Linked DNA regions of Mus musculus: region 2 is linked to region 1. The links are chromatin loops, found by intact Hi-C in ENCODE. Cell type or tissue: left cerebral cortex. All regions are shown on one strand. Links, peaks and the distances in the headings refer to the core of each region. The heading gives the core; the rest is flanking DNA. Region 1 holds the start of Lif (leukemia inhibitory factor). Region 2 has its middle 8.0 kb from the start of Nipsnap1.

Region 1 (2,905 bases), core at 214-2,713:
GACATGAGGGAGATGAGAGAGAAGAATGAAGGGTTCCATAGTGAGGTGAGGGTGGGAGAAAGACTCGTCAGAGTGAAGTGTCTACTTCCTGGGAAAGAAAAGAATAAGCTTTCGGCTGTGGGGACAGAAGCAGGTGGAGCTGCCCGGACAGTGGGCCATAGCCAGGACTGGCTATCCTGTCAGGAAGCACAGGGTCAATCAACTCTTGTCTCATACTAGTCCCAAAACCTGGGGTCTCTGCAAATCTCGAAGACCCTTCCAGGGCTCAAGATTGGCATGCCAGTCTCAGGGACACCCCCCCCCCAATCCACTCCAGAAAATCATACAGAGTGCTCAGAAGACCCCCTAAGGCCTCCAGCCCACTCCCATTTCTCCTTTGTCACACTTGGAAACTGAAGCTCAGGAGTTGAATTGTCCAGGGTCACCGAAGATGCAAAACCCCGCGTTCCCACCCTAGCCCGCCCTCTCTGAAGTAAGGCCAGGGACATCTAACGGGTAGTTGGGACAGCTAGGAGATGCTCAGGGCAGCAAGATCTGTCAGGAGCTCTGGGGCCAGTCATCCCAGGGGAGCAACCCTCGCTGCCTAAGTGCTCCAGGTAGCCAGTGCTTATCAGCCACAGGGCTCCGTGACAAAATCCACTCTGATCTCCTGCCCAGCTAACCTCACCCCACCTGACCCCTGGATCCTGCTTCTGTTCCCTGCCTTTCCAGGTGAGACCTGTGCCCAACCCTCATGTCACCCCTCAGCTGTGGCATCTCCTCTGCGAAGACTTGGACCTGCAGGCTGAGAGGGAAGACTATCTTAGAGGGAAGATGGTTCTCTGTAACAGTCATCTTAGCACCCCCCACCACCACACAGAGTCCTTGCCTGTCTTTCCAAGCAGGGTGCGACTCTGTTAGCTGGAACAGAGGGGCCGTGGACCCTGGAGTCTGTCAGACCTTAGACTCAGATTTAGTTGTCATTTACAAGGTGCGCCACCTCAGGCAGGTGGCGTCATCATTTAAACCTCAGCTACGACGTGTGCAAAATTGATAACAGGATCGTCAATCTTAAGTTGGCAAAGCCACAAGATACACCTTTATTATAGACATCTTTATCTGGTACAGCTGCAAAGGTGAGACCCAGAGAAAGCATGCCACTTTGCCAAAGCCACACAACAAGTCAGTGGGCCATCCTTGATAATATATGCCCTGGTGCTTGTCCTGGGTTCCAAGACTTCCAAACTAGTTTGCTTGTGAAGATTCCAGAGAGGACTCGCTCCCTGAGATCCTACTGCCTTGATTAGATCCAGTCATTGACGCCGGGGGTGTGGATGGGCTCCCTCTATAACCTTGAAACCTGAACTTAGGGTTCTTTGCCCTGTAAACGCTTAGCAGCTCCAAGCCCTGGTCAGCAGCGCCACCTGCTGCCCAGAATCAGCAAGTACAGTCGGCTCGCCAGCTCGCCTGTTCAGTCCGTACCAGTAGGTGGGTGGGGCTGGATAACTGGATTTGAGGAAGTGAGTGGGTGTCTGGGGTGCAGGATGGGGGTGGGCAGAGGCCATTCACCAACACAAGGGAAGAAGGCTCCTCTTGGGGGCTTCCAGAGCTTTGTCCTAATATCTGCAAGGTGTAGCCCAAAAGACTGGCCACAAGGAGGTGCCAGAACCACATTCAGTGGTCAATGGGGCACAGCCTTGCCATGGCTCTGGGGGAGGGGGCAGTGGCCTTTTCCTGGTCCTGCTACCTGCTCCCACCTTGTCCTGACAGTTCTTCCAGGTGGGGATCAGACTGTCAACTTCGCAGGGGGCCACGGTGACCCAGAGAAGGAAAATGAACTGCCCAAATTCACACAGCAAGAGGCAAGAATCAAAGCAAACTAAACCACTTGGTTGTACAGACTAGTCCCAGGCTCCCCTTACTGTCCTGTCCCGGCATGGCATGACATGGACAGGATCCTGGGAACAATGTCCCCTCCTTTTGTCAGCCCCCTAGCAGGTTTGGAGGAACACTGACAAATTAGAGGTAAGAGCCTCTTGGAATTTTGGATGCCAAGCACCCAACGCAGGGGGCTCTTGCACAGACTTGGTTTTTGTTTTTCTCTCTTTGTCACTGTCCTGGAGCTCGGATGCGGGGGGGACGAAGACCGGCCAAGCTCCGATCTGGCCCAAGGTCAAAGGCAGAGGAGTAATGACCTTGGCTGATCAAGTTCCCCAGAGCACCCATGATGGTCCCCGTGGACTGCTGCAGCCCATTTTGAATGGACAGGGACGGCCCTCCACTGCTCCATCTACCGGAGGGTAAATGAGGCCTCTGCAAGCTCAGAACTCTAGAAAAAGAAAAGGGATTTGAGTCCCCTGGGGATGCAGAAATCATGACTGCCTTTAGAATCAGGCTGACCCTACCACGATGGCACAATGCAAGCCTGGAATCCATGTGCTCTCTCCACTGCCCTTTACCCATCCTGTGAACTTTAACCCACGGGACACTTCCACAGCTGGTCTCTCCAGCTTTGCTTGGCCATCCTCCAAGAGAGACTTCCAAGCCTGACTTACAATGCATCCATTACAGACAGGGAGAGCGAATGCTGGAGGGTTGTGTGGGCCAGCAGGTGCCCCTGATCCACAGGGGAGCAACTGATGGACCATCTACCCTCCTGGGGATAAGTGTGGGGTGCAGCAGTGCCCCTCCGCCCTGCCCCCTCAAGGGAATCCTACCGTGGTCTCGCAGCCCTCCACAGTCTGCACAGTTGTCCAGTCTTCAGGGTGACACCATCGTTGTTGGGCCCCTCTGCTTCCCTCTCCTCCTGAGGCTCCTCTGGCGTTGGCTCCTCACCCTGCCCCCCACCTGACTTCCGTCTGAAGTTGGTGGCCTGAGGCTCCCCCCACTTCCACCCCACCCCCAAGCTGAGGACCAGAGAGGTAGA
Region 2 (2,905 bases), core at 169-2,668, 610 kb before region 1:
TCCCCTACTCCCCCCTTCTCCTTTCTCCCCTGAGGGTCTATAAAAACTGGGACCCCTTTCCTCTCGAGGTCGACTCCTCTACCCCTGCGTGGGATATGAGTCGTCCCCAGAGCTCTGGCTTTCCCCGAATAAAGCCTCATGTGGTTTACAACAAGCTCGGTCTATCGTGAGTTCTTGGGTGTCCACTATTGTCCTGAGGCCTGAGCGAGGGGCTCCTCTCAGAGTCTTTCAGATACAGCTCATCGGTTGAACACTCACCGAGGAATTCACAGACCCTAGGTTCAATTCCTAGCACCAAGTATGTGAATGCAAATATCCAAAAAGGCCAAGGGCATATTGGAAGCTGGCTACTACAATTGGATCTCGAATGAGGTCCAGCTTGGTGATTTAGATCAGACTCAGTTTCTCAAGCTCAGCCTAAAGGCAGAGCCCAGAGCAACAGGAAAGCTAAGCAAGAGCTTTACCCCAGTCTCCTCAATGTACGTTCTACAAGCAAGCCTCCTCAGGACCTCAAATTCCTCCTGTCTCATGCCTTCTCCATCTACCTTCCCATCATCCCCTGCTCTCTGAGGTCCCTTTCTGCCCAACCCCAAATCTGAGCTCGCTAGCTCGCTCTCTCTCTCTCTCTCTCTCTCCTGTTTTCCCAACCATCCCCCCCCCATGCAGGGAACAGTCTCAGCCTCCCTCCCTCTCTCCCTCTTCCTCTCCCTCCCTCCCTCCCTTTTCCCCTTCTTCTCTTCATTTCTTTCCAAAACCACCCTCTTAGAATCCACCTTCATAACTCTTTGCCAAGGCCTGCTGTCCACTCGTGGAATGAAATGAGAGGAACCGAGGACAGAGACAGATGAGTTGCACTGGGCAGAGAGAAGTAGGCAGGTTCCTAAGTGTAAAATATGGACAAACCTGCCACCATCCATTCCCTGGGACAAATAGATCATCACTGAATAGGCTGCAGAAGAGCAAAGAGACAAATTACGCAGCTGTGGCTCTGTCACCTGCTCCTTATTGATGGGTTTTTATGCTCAGGCCCAACTGCTCTCAGGGAATTGTACTCCCCAGCTCTCATGGGACCTCAAACAGGAGGGACAGTGACTCAAAAGCTTTTGTCTCTGCTGGGGCATGAGCTACAAGACCAAGTTCCAATCCTTTGGTCCTAGACACCATATGCAAATATGAATGGTGCTACTTTAACATAGTATTTACATAAGCATATTAATCAAATACATTTTTATGCAAGTAAAGAAATAATACAAACACTCCCCCAAACTTATCTCAAGCATTGAACAATTTCAAAGTTACTGGTATGGAATGACTTACAACTGTGCTTACAAAACATTGCCACAAGGTGGCACCACTCACTTTAGCTTAGAAACGCATGCTAGCATCTTGTCTCTGAGGGAGCCTGTTGCTGTAGTTTGGACTCTAGCAACTGCTTTTTGTGACTACTGAGATGTCTTGTGGCTATTCACTTAGTATTAACTACTATAGCATCATATGAGCGTGAGCAGAGTAGGTATCGAATATGATAAAGCAAACTAAATAAAGTTTGAACAACCCACGTGATCCCTGGACAGAGATATAGTTGCAAAGGCACACAGCACCATCACAGGCAACAAAGTAGCAAGATGGCGGTGTAGTTTTAAGAGTGAAGGGGAAAAAAAAAAAAAAAAAGCCGGGCGTGGTGGCACACGCCTTTAATCCCAGCACTCGGGAGGCAGAGGCTGGCGGATTTTCTGAGTTTGAGGCCAGCCTGGTCTACAAAGTGAGTTCCAGGACAGCCAGGGCTATACAGAGACACCCTGTCTCGAAAAAAAACCAAAAAAAAAAAAAAAAAAAAGAGTGATGGGAGTGCAGTTTACTTTGCCTTTGCATCTATTTTTATGGAGGGAAACAGGCCTTGGGATGCAAAGGTTTAAATTGTGACGTTTAAGGAAGCATCCTTGTTAGAATATGATTTCCCCAAACCTCCCCAGCTATCCTGGCATAATAATGGCTCCTAGAGAGAGCTCAGTCATACTGGCTGATACATCCCTACAGAAGGTCCTGTCTCAAGGAGGGAAAACCATGTAGAGATCTTCCTCCTCCAGCTCATTCATTCCTCACCAGCCTCCAGGGACTTTTCTACTCCATGGTCTGTAGATCTGCTCCAGAAGTTTTGACATTATAAAGAAGAAAATTTTAGGTGTTTGGACCTTCAAGTGAAGACTCAACATATTATCTAAGAGTAATCACAGGGAGTTTCGAAGAGAGAAGCTAGAGGCATTTGAGTTTCCTCCCTAAGGTGGGTCAAAGCTTGCTCCTTGGGAGTGAGCATACATATATAGCTCCTGAAGCCAGAATTGCCTTTCTACGGAGCAACCAGCTGTCTGGAATTGCTTTGTTCTAAGGCAAGTAGGCGTCTACAGGAGACAGGAATGAGTGACCTCTGCAGGAAGGGATGGTGGAATGTGCCTGACTACTTCTACAGCCCACTGGTGTTTGACATGGAAGAGGACCAGGAAGACTACATATTTGGCCCTGATGATGAATACCTTCACACCCTGGAGGTCCACAGCAACACCCTCATCCAGCTGGAGAGATGGTTAAGATATGCCTCTCTTAACCCCAGTACCATGAAATGTGGCCTTACTTGGAAATAGCATTTCTTTTTTTTTTTTTAAAGATTTATTTATTTATTATATGTAAGTACATTGTAGCTGTCTTCAGACACTCCAGAAGAGGGAGTCAGATCTCGTTATGGATGGTTGTGAGCCACCATGTGGTTGCTGGGATTTGAACTCTGGGCCTTCGGAAGAGCAGTCGGGTGCTCTTACCCACTGAGCCATCTCACCAGCCTGGAAATAGCATTTCTTATTGTTTTTTAAATGTTTAATCTCTCTCTCTCTCTCTCTCTCTCTCTCTCTCT

The links. Peaks named below come from ENCODE experiments on the same cell type or tissue, not always from the same donor. Only the 100,000 strongest peaks of a DNase experiment are listed, where the experiment ranks them.
Region 2: a loop joins it to region 1, with 2.9 times the contacts of the local background. A loop is called at or near these places in 5 of 42 quality-filtered maps.

Annotation. Positions count from the first base shown.
Region 1 is chr11:4,257,480-4,260,384 of GRCm38, reverse strand. It overlaps Lif (leukemia inhibitory factor), which reads right to left and starts at 2,817. Exons shown (of 4, transcript NM_008501.2): 1 at 2,697-2,817. In left cerebral cortex, for the core only: a CTCF peak has its summit at 1,462; a DNase peak (open chromatin) is centred at 1,493.
Region 2 is chr11:4,864,518-4,867,422 of GRCm38, reverse strand. It overlaps the pseudogene Gm17793. Among named protein-coding and RNA genes, the nearest start is that of Nipsnap1, 8.0 kb to the left of the region's middle. In left cerebral cortex, for the core only: a CTCF peak has its summit at 1,343 (motif pointing right); a DNase peak (open chromatin) is centred at 1,363.